Linked DNA regions of Homo sapiens: region 1 is linked to region 2. Evidence: chromatin contacts called from ENCODE Hi-C or POLR2A ChIA-PET data. All regions are on one chromosome and are shown on one strand. Each heading gives the region's core, a stretch centred on a gene start or an enhancer-like site at or near the end of the contact. The rest is flanking DNA. Distances are from core to core; before and after follow the strand shown.

What was found. A loop is a pair of places that touch in the nucleus more often than their neighbours do. ChIA-PET counts read pairs that join two places held with the same protein, here RNA polymerase II (POLR2A). Pooled maps may share reads with other maps.
Region 1: a map of psoas muscle shows a loop between it and region 2 (5-fold over the local background). The contact joins the enhancer-like site here to the promoter of UBE2QL1 in region 2. A Hi-C loop is called at or near these places in 9 of 168 maps with a recorded cell type or tissue (aorta, ascending aorta, gastrocnemius medialis and 2 more) and 8 of 50 pooled maps. POLR2A ChIA-PET finds 5 or more read pairs at or near these places in 1 of 52 experiments (naive thymus-derived CD8-positive, alpha-beta T cell).

The regions. Positions count from the first base shown.
Region 1 is chr5:6,547,934-6,554,066 of GRCh38, forward strand. No RefSeq gene overlaps it. Among named protein-coding and RNA genes, the nearest start is that of LINC01018, 31 kb to the right of the region's middle. Within about 2 kb of position 3,543, at least 2 of the 41 ENCODE cell types and tissues checked have a DNase peak (open chromatin) inside an H3K27ac peak, as active enhancers do; they include gastrocnemius medialis and psoas muscle, where a contact is called at or near this core.
Region 2 is chr5:6,446,824-6,453,070 of GRCh38, forward strand. It overlaps UBE2QL1 (ubiquitin conjugating enzyme E2 QL1), which reads left to right and starts at 2,036. Exons shown (of 2, transcript NM_001145161.3): 1 at 2,036-2,424. The coding sequence starts at 2,071. LOC105374639 (a long non-coding RNA gene) reads left to right here and starts at 2,514. Exons shown (of 2, transcript XR_007058679.1): 1 at 2,514-6,247. RefSeq lists a silencer at 1,999-2,068.

The DNA.
Region 1 (6,133 bases), core at 2,293-4,792, 100 kb after region 2:
CTTTTCTGACCCCCGTTGACTCTAGAATCATCTGCAGCAATTTTGTTGGTTGGTAACCTGAAGTTTCATTTTTCTTCTCTAAGCTCCCTGCCCAGGCCAATGCATGTGAAGGAATTTTTGCATCTGGCTTCTCTCTTGGTTTTCACTGGTCACATTAAACATAGATGGAAGGCCGCCCACAGGCAGAGCCTAGGGCAGACACCTGCCAAATAACCACAGCTGCCGAGTCCCCACCCAAATCTCATCTTGAATTGTAGCTCCCATAATTCCCACGTGTTGTGGGAGGGACCCAGTGAGAGATAATTGAATCATGGGGGCGGTTTTCCCCATACTGTTCTCATAGTAGTGAATAAGTCTCACGAGATCTGATGGTTTTATAGGGGGTTTCCCCTTTCACTTGGCTCTCATTCTCTCTTGCCTGCTGCCATGTGAGATGTGTCTTCCTTTCCCTTTGCCATGATTGTAAGTTTCCTGAGGCCTTCCCAGCCACGTGGAACTGTGAGTCAATTAAACCTCTTTCCTTTATAAATTACCCAGTCTCAGATATGTCTTTATCATCAGTGTGAGAACAAACTAATATGCCAGCCTGGCCAGACCTCTGCTCCAAAGTGCATGAGAAGGAAACGAGAGACGAGTGAGAGCTTCTACTTTCCTGCCTCTCACAATATTTCTGTCTGTGGAAGGGGGCAGCGCCAATGAATATTGATTACTACTGAGCCTTTCCACCCCAGTAGCATCAAAGGGGATGTTAGAGAAATAAGAAGATTATATCGAAAGGAAGTTCTGTTTTCCCAGGAAGAAAAGATTTTCACTTCACTTACTGGGCTTTGTTCGTAGCTGCAGTAGGGAAGGAAAACTTGCAGTTTGGAAAATGTTGGGGGAAAATTCCCTGCATGTTCCTTTAAGAGCCTCGTTTTTAATAAAAGTATTCTCTCTTTTCTTCTGCAGCTATTCTGTAAAATGTATCATCAGAGAGGAACCTATATAACCTTCACATCACCATTTTATCAGCACTCAGCATTTTTCAAAGACCTGATGGATATAAATACTTCACAACAACTTTTTTATTGCATTCTAAGCACGAACAAGTTTCCAAAGAAATCTATGATGTCTGTGACCTCCAATGTAGCTAGAAGCGATGGGTGGAAGATGAAATGGCTTGTTCCAAGTCGTAAAGCAAGCAGCAACAAAGCTGGACTGGGGCTCCGTCCCTTCCAGGCCATTTAATCTACTGCCACTTTCAAGGTGTATTCCTGCCCAAATCTAGAAAACATCTCACACGAATGGGGAAGGCCTGAGATATGTACACTGAGCAATACTCACAGCGGAGGCGGAATGCCTTCTCCCCATCCAGCTTTCAAATGCTTGCACTCTCCCTTCAAAGCCTCGGTCTCACAATTACCTTTCAGCGGTAATTTCACAATTGTGTGTGTCCTGGCTAGGCTTGGTCTCTCTCCTCTCGCTCTGTACACCACGATTTACTTTGGAACCCATCTTAATGAAAAGGGAGGAGAATTGGAACAAGAACAGGGTGAATTCCTACAGGCAACATGCTACACCTATAGCCCAGTGGGCTTTCTCTTCCCTCTTTTTCATCTCCCAAATCAAGTCTGTCCAAAAATTTGGTGAATGCTTCCTTTGAAAGGACTGTTTAAAAACAGCCATACACTTCACCCACTTAAAGTGTACAATTCAATAGGTTTTAGTATACACAGATATGTGCAACCACAATCATTTTTAGAACATTTCATCACCTCAGGAAAGAAATTCTTTATCTTTAGCCATGCCCCCCGCCCCTCAGCCACCCCCAGACTCCTAAGCAACCACTAATCTACTTTTGGATCTATAGATTTTACTCTTCTGGACACGTCATATAAATGGAATCACACAATATTTGTCATTTTATGACTGGCTTCTTTCACTTAGCATAATGTTTTCCAGGTTTGTCCATATTGTAGCTCGTATCAGTATTTCATTTTTCAAGGCCAAATACTATGCCACTGTATAGGTAGACCACATTCTGTTTATACACTCATCAGGTGATAGACACTTGCATTCCTTCCACCCTTTAGCTATTATGAATAATGCTGCTGTAACTTGTCATATGTGCAAGTTTTTGTGCAAACATATATTTTCATTTCTCTTGGGCATATACCTAGGAGGGGAACTGCTGGGCCATATGGTAACTGTGTTGAATCCTTGAAGGAGCTACCAGATGGTTTTCTGAAATGGCTTCACCATCCTACATTCCTACCAGCAGTGTATGAAGTCCGATTTCTCCATGAAATGACTTTTTTTTTTTTTTTCGAGATGGAGTTTCACTGTTGTTGCCCAGGCTGGAGTACAGTGGCACCATCTCGGCTCACTGCAACCTTCACCTCCCAGGTTCAAGCGATTTTCCTGCCTCAGCCTCCCAAGTAACTGGGATTACAGGTGCCCACCACCACACCCGGATAATTTTTGTATTTTTAGTAGAGATGGGATTTCACCATGTTGGCCAGGCTGGTCTTGGACTCCCGATCCCAAGTCATCCACCCACCTTGGCCTCCCAAAGTGTGAAATGACTTTTAAGTATACCAAATACTCATTCCTGATGCCACTATCTAAGCCCAGGCCCTCCAACCTCATGACTGCTGTTCTGGATTTCCCCTGCAGTCCACACCAGCAGCAGAGCTGCTGTCCCACCAGCCCCACACCAACATTTGCACAACCCTTGAACAATATTCAGGGTAGAGCGACTGCTGCTACCCATGAGCCTCCATCATCCAGGCTAAGACTCAGCCACAGTCACAGCAAACATTCCCCTCCCAGCTCACCTCCTCCCAGCATGAGACTCTGCCTCTAGCCCATGCCTGAGGTCCCCATGTCATGCCCCAGGGCAAGAAATTCCCAGCCTCTCAGCAGCCTCTCATGTCTTCTCAACACCCACTCGCCAAAAGTGGCCACCATCCTTACTCTCCACGGAGCTGGGGTTTCTGGCCACTGCAGCGTGCGTTCTTTGGGCTGCTTCTTTGGCTTTTCTCTGGGCCCAGGCCCTAACTGGCTCCCTTCGATGAGTCTGCTCTCCTCACCTATCAAGGGCCGCTCCCCTCATCGTTCCAGTGCACACCATTCCACATCCATGAGGAGTCACAAAACTACTCCATCAATGACCCCTCCCCTCTAAGCTCCTACTGCACCGTTGGGCTTTTTATTACATGTCCTTAAATAGTATTGCACAAATAGGTCACAGTGCCAAGATAGTTTTTGTTCTCCTGAATATCATGGTAGCCCCCTGGGAGGTAATGATGGTGTCCTGTGGATACTTTTCCCATGTCAGGGTGACAGAAAGTGGATATAGTAATATAGTAACGTCTGCAGTGGACATTTATTGTGTTGCATTCCACTGCAATGAGCTACATGTTACAGTTGGAGCAGCTCAGCAGCTAGTGAGGCAAGCCGGTGATGATCTGGGAGACGTGCCTATATGGGAAGTATGGCGTATGGGTGTGGGAGGGGCCTGTGGTCCCAATTTCACCCTCGCATAGCATGGTGAGGACTGAGACCCAACATGACCACAGGCTTGGCCCAGGTTACACAGCAGGTGATTCATCCAAGGCTGAACAGCTGGTAGCCTCGGCTCACTGCCTATTCCCTGGCAGGATGCTCAGAACACTGTGCTGGTCTCCCCCGCCAGCCCAGGAAGTCTCCATGATCCAACCAGCTGGCACATCTTGCCCAAGCCCCACTGGCCTCCTCTGTACCAGCCAACTCACCTCCTTGTGAGTCCCCTAAATACACAAATTGTGTCCCTTCTCCACGCCTTTGCCCAGGCTGTGCCCTCTGCCTGGAGGGCCGTCCTTCCCGGCCTTGCGGATCTACTGTGCTTCTGGGCATCAGGGTCACCTCCTCCGAGAGGCTTCTGAACAGCCTGGCTGAAACGGCCGCTGTCTGGCTGACTCCCCGGGCTCTGCACGGTGTCTGGCATGATGTGATCTTTCTCTTGTGTGTTCACCTACTTCCCCCCGCCCCCGCCCCCATGCTGAAGGGAAGCCCCTCCACAGGAGCCCGGCCTCATCTGTGTCCCATAACCATCATATCCACAGCACCTCTCGCACCTGCATATAGCAGGTGTCAAATAAGTGATTCTATGAAGGAAGCCACTCGCACTCTGCCATCTGGAGACCTTCAGCACCGACAGCTGAAGGGATATGACTTCTTGGCAGGAATATTCCAGAAGTGAAGCAGAAAGAGCTTATGGGGAGCAGAGGAGTGGCTTGGGCCACGGCGCATGGTCACAAGGGCATGCCACAGTCCTACTGCTCATGACTTCACACAGATTAACTTATTCAACATGGGCAGTGACCCTCTGTAGTACTCACCTTAGTCTCCTTTTACAAATAAGGAAACTGAGGCACAGAGGGGATTGAAACGCGACTGAATCACACAGCAAGCAGGCAGTGTAGCCAGGTTCAAAGCCAGGTGGGACCCTTTGCCACGAGCCTCCTCTCTGCTGGTCTCTGCCATCTGCCTCCCTGTTTGCAAAATCAGTGAAAGCATGAAAAATAAAAAAGGCTCAGAAAGCCATCCCTGGCCTTTATTCTGATCCCAGCCAACATCATCCAATTGCACGTTCAGAACTCTGGGCCATCTTTCAGCTCTGGCCCCACAATGCGTTTTCATTTCATCGTTGGTTAAAAACAGGCATTCTGCAGTCAGCTAAAAGGAAGCCAAGGCTGAAGACACCTCTTTTGTCTGACACACTCACCTTGATGTCCGGGGAGAGTAGTGCACATGAGACTCCAGACCTGTGTCCAGGGCTGCACAGGGCAGAGTTGACCCTCTGGGATGCCAATGTGGAGCAGGTTTCTCTGGGTATCATCATTGGTCTTTGGGCATCAGCGGTTTTCATGACCTCTGATCAGTGTCACCACCCGGGGAACTTATGAGCATTCCCTGTCCCAGAGAACCCTGCTCCGTGGGCCTGGGCATCAGCATGTAAAGACTCCCTGGTGTGCAGTCAGGGTCAGAGGCCACAGGCTGGACGGGCTCTCGCGCTCCCCTAACTCCCCAGTTGCAATGTTTCTACATTTTCTATCCAGAAAAATGAACGCAATTCCCAAATAGCTGCTCTGGTCTGGCAAGGGAGAGAAGTCAATAAACGTATTCAATATTTAGCCGCCATCTCCTGTGCACAGAGCCCTGTGCCACCATGGCATGGGGACAGCGGGGAACTGGGCAGAGTGACACGGCCAGTCCCGAGCAGCCACGGGCCCTGAATACCCGCACAGCTCTCCACTGCTCCCCCGCCAGTAAATGACAGTTCGTAAATAAACATTAAGAAAAGTGTCATCCCAGAGGACTTGCCAAAAATGCAGAGAAGGCACTCATCTTCCCGAGACTCAAACCCTCCAGCACCTTTGGGCTGAGTGATGCTGTCATCCTGCGAGGGTCGAGGGTGGGAGACGGGGAGGGAAAAGAAAAGGATGAGAGCAGAAAGGAGATAAGAAGGGAGGCAGGAAGTCAGTAAGGGAGGGAATGAAGGAAACAGAGGGAGGGAGAGAGGGAGGGATCTTATGAATGTTGGTTGCACGTGGAGGCCGGTTGGCATTGGGGAGGGAGAAGGGGAGAGAAGCCAAGCTGAAAGGGAGATTTTTTGTTTTTTTTCGAGAAGGTCTCCCTCTGTCACTCAGCATGGAGTTCAGTGGCACAATCTCAGCTCGCTGCAACCTCTGCCTCCCAGATTCCAGTGATTCTCATGCCTCGGCCTCCCCAGTATGTTGGATTACAGGCATGCGCCACCACGCCTGGCTAATTGTTTGTATTTTTAGTGGAGATGAGGTTTTGCCATGTTGGTCAGGCTAGTCTTGAACTCCTGGCCTCCCAAAGTGTGAAAGGGAGATTTTGTGTACACACACACACACACACACACAGCAATAAGTATAATGTGATCACGTTTATAAATCAGTATAGAATCATACAAACCTGTGTGCACGTGTAAAAATAAGAATTCCAAGAAGGATTGAGAGAGGGAGGTAAGGAGATCAGGCCTGCTGGAAGGGTCCCCACAGGGACACGTGGCCTCACACAGCTCACGAGGAAGGACTGGGGTCTCTTTAAGGCTGAAGGAGGAGACGGCATGTCCGCCTCCCAC
Region 2 (6,247 bases), core at 786-3,285:
CCTACTCTTTTAGCTCACGCTGTCAACTGGCTCTCCCGCAGACAACCCCAAATCACCCGACCCCAAACCTTTCAGGCCTGAAACTGTTTCCACAGTGGCCAGAAGAGTTATTTTTCAGTGAAAATTTCTAATAACTTAGAAAAGGTAAAAATGGTAAAAGAAGTTAAAAACAAGAAGTCACCATGACGGCACCCAGAGTGAAAGGCTTTCCTGGAGAACTCGGACGCTCCTCAAGTTCAAAGCCAAACCACCAGCAGCAGCGGCAGCAAGGTTTACAATCCTAAACCATGCAGGCTTCCGGCGTAATCTCTCCTGTACTTCGCCACCACTACAGCCTCACCGCTGGACAGCTCGGCCGCACACACACACCACACACACCACACACATCACACACTCACAGACACACCACACACTCACACACTCACACACACACCACACATCACACACTCACAGACACACCACACACTCACACACTCACCACACACCGCACACACACACACACACACACCACACACCGTACACACACCACACACCACACACACACTCACACACTCACACACACCACACACCGCACACACACACCACACACCACACACACTCACACACCACACACCACACACACTCACACACCACACACCACACACACTCACACACCACACACCACACACACTCACACACCACACACATCACACACAGACACACCACACACACACTGCACACACACACCACACACCACACACATCACACACACACCACAAACATTACACTCATACCACACACATCACACACACATCACACACACCGCACACACGCACACACTACACACATTCCCACACACTCATACACCACACACACCCTCACACACACACCACAAACACACCACACACACACCACATCAGTCACACACCACACACACACAAACACCACACACACGCACACACTACACACACACCACACACTCATACACCACGCTCACACACCCCCACACACACCACACATATCATGCATTCACACACCACACACAAGCACACACATGCACACACACTACACACACACCACACACTCATACACCACACACACGACACATACCACACACACCACACATTCACACACTACACACTCATACACTATGCTCACATACACCATGCAAACACCACACACACCACACACCACACTCAGACACCACACATTCACACAAAGCACACACACCACGCTCACACACAACACACCACACACACCACACACTACACACAATTACACACACTACTCACACACACCACACACACACCACACACACACACCACACACATCACCCTCACACCACACACAAAACACCCTCACACACTCACACATCACTCTCACACACACCATACACACATTACATACACAGCACACACACACCACACCCTCACACCACATCCCAGTCACACACCACACACTCACACACTAACACCACATACACGCACACACATATCACACACTCATACACCACGCTCACACACCCCACACACACACCACACATATCACACATTCACACATCACACAAGCACACACATGCACACACACCACACACTCATACACCATACTCACACCCCACACACACCACACACACATCACACATTCACACACGACACACTCATACACTATGCTCACACACACCATGCAAACACCACACACTACACACACTACACTCACACACACACCACACCACACTCACACCATACATACATACACACCACACACCACACTCACACATCACATGCACACACACCACGCTCGCACACACACACCACACAGTGGCAGCAGCAGCAGCACCCCGGGGGCGCGGGCGACGCCAGCCCGGGACCCGGCAAGGGAAAGGGCAAGCGCGCGGCGGAGCTGGCCCCGCGCGACAAGGCGCCGGCGGCTGCGGCGGCGGCGGCGGCGGCTGCGGCGGGGGCCGGGGGCCCCCGCGAGAGGGCAGCGGGCGCCAGGGCGGGGCCGGGCCCGGCGGTGGCGGCGGCGGCGGGCGGCAGCCTGGTCCCCGCGGCGCGCCAGCAACACTGCACGCAGGTGCGCAGCCGGCGGCTCATGAAGGAGCTGCAGGACATCGCGCGCCTTAGCGACCGCTTCATCTCCGTGGAGCTGGTGGACGAGAGCCTGTTCGACTGGAACGTGAAGCTGCACCAGGTGGACAAGGACTCGGTGCTGTGGCAGGACATGAAGGAGACCAACACCGAGTTCATCCTGCTCAACCTCACCTTCCCCGACAACTTCCCCTTCTCGCCGCCCTTCATGCGGGTGCTCAGCCCGCGCCTGGAGAACGGCTACGTGCTGGACGGCGGCGCCATCTGCATGGAGCTGCTCACGCCGCGCGGCTGGTCCAGCGCCTACACCGTGGAGGCCGTCATGCGCCAGTTCGCAGCCAGCCTGGTCAAGGGCCAGGTAAGGCGAGCGCGCCGGGGCTGGGGGCGCGGGGCCGAGATCGGGTCTGCAGCGCCGCCGGGCGCCCGGGCCCCGTGGTGAGGGCCAGCGCCGGCCCCTCCGGCCATCTCGCTCCCTGCTCTGACTACACCAGCGCCCCACGGGGATGCTCCGAGCGCCTCCACCTCTTTTCCCTGAGCGTTTTCTTCCTGCCCCTGCTTTCCGTCCCGTCTCTCCCGTCCCCGTCTGGTCTCAGTCTCTGCCCGTCTCTCTGGTATCGGTCTCTGCCGTCTCTCTGGTCTCTCTAGCTTGCTCATTCTCTCCTCATCCCTTCATAGTTCTCTTCCATCCCTCTTCCTTAGCCTCCCTCTCCCATACCCTCCTCTCCCTTTCCTCCTGGACTCTTTCTCCTCTCACCCCTTTCTCTGTCCCCCCATCTATTCCCACCCCCGTTCCTTTTTCATTTTTTCCTTCTCCACCCTCCCTGGCTCCCCTACTCTTCTTTCCCCTCCGTCTCACCTTTTCTCGCCCCTCTCTTGTCTGCTCCTCAATCTCCTGTCCCTATAATCTCTATGAAGGTGAGAACTTTTTCTGGACCTCAGGATTTAAGTGTCCAACCTAGCTGATCTCCCACCTCCCCAACCCCCCCCACACACACACACACAAGGCTCCTCCGCAGGGGACTCGGGTGGGAGATCTGCAGGTGGGTGCCGTGGGGAGGGACAGCTGCCTGCTTGTAAATCCGCCCCCTGCCTTCTTCTGGGCTGCCTCTCCTGGAAAGGTGGAAATTTTGCTCTTGGGAACTCACTCTAGAGAGGCGGCGGTGTGGTTTGGGCATTCCCTTAAGAGACAAGACCAGACCCCCCCCCCCCACGGCAATGCCTGTTTTCCCCTCAGAGCACCCCCTTCCTTCCCCGAACCCCTTAGGACCACCACCTCTGGGGTAGACGTTCCAGGTCTTGGTCTCTTTCAGACCTGCTTCTTTTTCTTCATCCCCTTACCTCACTGCCCCAAGCAGTTAAATCCTTTATCAGGGCTAAAGATTTTAACGAAATACGAAACGAAGGGCCAAACAGTTCTCCTGAGCCTTCTCACCTATTGCATCAGATGGCAGCTTTACGCAAAGAAACCCCAAAGTACTTGAGAGCAGGGTGAGTGCGTGATGGTGTTATCTGCTCGAATTATATGCTGTCGACTGCGGTTGAGTTCTCTGGTGTTTTCCTGAATCAATATTAAGCATTACTTAAGAAAATTACATTGCTGTGTGGGCATCTTTTAGATTTATGAAAAAATCATCGTTTTCTTTAAAAGACCCCAAATGACCTCGGCTTGATCTTTCTACAGGCGGCCTATCAGAAGCCATCACTTCTTCCCTGCCTGGCACTTTCACTGCAGGCTCTTTCACACTAATCAAATAATGCTTGTTCTGCCAATTTCACTAAAGCTGGAACCCCTGGGATTCCAAACAAATAGCATCCTAACTCCAGCAGAGAAGGTCAGGTAATTCCTGACCCATCCTGCCAGTCCTTCTTTTCTAAGGTTTAGGTTCCACACATTTCCCGAGTTAGAAATAGCATAGGTGTAACAACTCTAGAAAAACATCTTCAGCTGAGGGAGGCTTAGTGCTTTAATATCAGAGGTTTATTTTCCATCCTGCAGTTACATGTTGAGTCTGATGAAAGGTTCATGTGATAGAATGCAAGCATGGGGGGTAGGGGATCTCAGTTTTATTTTTCAAACAGGATTTATACAAATGAAGTGGAAGAATTCTTTGCAGAAATGCCTTGGTTATTTGCTTCTTGAATCATTGCTAATCAGAATTCTTTGGAACAGTCTGTTATTGTTTTTCATTCTTCGCAATGAAGATGACATTGGGGATCAGGGGAAGAGGAATGTGTATTCCCTTCTGGGATCACAGAGTCCTAACATTTTAGACTTGGAAGAGATCTTAGAGATGAACTGGACCACTGCCTATATTTTGAAAGATGCGAGAAAACAAAGGTTTGAAATGAGAAATGGGGATTTTTTTTTTTAAGAGAGAGAGGGACCTCAGGAAATTAAATGTTTCCTATTTCTACATTAATGCTGTGTATAATAATAATTCCTTTGGTGCCCATATGCCAAGCGGCAATATAGCAATGGGCAATATATAAAATACACGGGTCCTTGTAAGTATATTTTCTTTTCTCTGTATTTAAAATTGAGATTCTAACATACAGTTTGCAAGTGAGAGATTTCTTTATTGAAAGTAATTATCAACTTTTTCATTTCTTACTTTGATAAAATCCTAACTGAACCCATTGCCCTCCACCTAGCATGTCATGTTATGTTGTCTATTCCACATCTAAATAGAGGCAAAATCTCAGCACTTTTTAAAGTGCAAGTTCAATTTCTTTGCATTTTTTCATGCTGCTTCCAACATACAGCTGTCTAAGAGAGGGTAATGTGTGGCATACATAAAATATTCAAAATGCAATGAAAGAAAGGAAGAAATGAATAGTCATTAATGTTTTAGGATTCTGTGCACAAAAGGATTCTGATGGTGTTTCAGGTAACCTGAGGTTGATTGTCTCTTTATGTACTTTTGCAAATTCACTACCTACTGGTTGTTCAGAGCACATATGGTAGTTACCAAATTATTTCCTCAGTTAGAGGTAATATGCTTTGGGAAAGCAATCAAAATACCTGATTAGGTATTCAAGGAGAACTGGGACAGCTACCAAACCGATAATTACTTTAAAAGGGAGAGTCGTTATATTCTAGTTATGTTCTGATACTTCTCGGGATTTCTTTTTTAGGATGCATTTTCATAAGCTGCAGAGTTAGAAAAGGCTGGTTTGCTTCTTTTATAGAGGAAAACATTCACTGCTCAGCTGAACTTTGTGAATTGAGGATACGCTGTTTCTATACTTCTAGAGAAATTGTAAAACAATTTTAAGAGTTTTGTGTGTAACATAAAAATATCTGCTTAACAGTTTTGTGTACAATAAAAAGCTTAGGTTTATCACATCATATGATAAATTCAGTCATTTCGTGAGGCTTTTAAGAGACTCTCTGGCCTGTGTTACCAAAATCTCTTGCATGTTGCTGTCTGAATTCTGGTTGTCTTAAATTAAATTAATATATAAATTTCCTCTATGATATATTCTATGTAGAAATAATGATATACATATCTTCCCCCTTTGTCTATTACTAAACCCTCTTTTGACTAGAGGCATTTTTAGGTAACTCTTAGTTTTTTATAATTGGATTTTAAAACTCTGTACTTTTAGAATGAACTGGTGAAAATGTTAAAAGTATACTTTTAGATAATTATTTGCATCCTTTATTAGTTACTGAACCAAAAGAATACAACCCACAGCTCCAGTGTAAGATTTTTGCCTTTCAAAAGCTGGAAGATGTTGGTTTTGAAATGAAAGTAGCCTGTAATCCCAGCACAGTGCTTGCACCTAGTAGGTAGCTTAACCTACAAAAACTGCATTTTCGGACTCTGTAAACCTAGACAAAGTAGCATCAGCATTGGGGAATGCTGGCCATGAAGAGTGCCAGAGTTTACTGGCTTCCACTCCAGGCTTGGAGCGTGGGACGATGGCGTGACTGGCCAGGGACCTTGTTCTGTCAGTTGTGTGTGCAGCAGCAGGGTCCCCAAAAGCTGCTTGATGGTGCACTGACTCAGAGCCCTGCTTTCACTGTGGCTCACCTCCTGAGTGTCCCCTTTTTAGTTAATTAGGCATCGCCAGGGGCAGGGAACCAAATGGCAATTGAGTGACAATTCCTCACTCCTCTCCTGGCCCCTCAGAGCCAACCATACAATTCGGCATGCACACAGTGTTGGTAATAATAA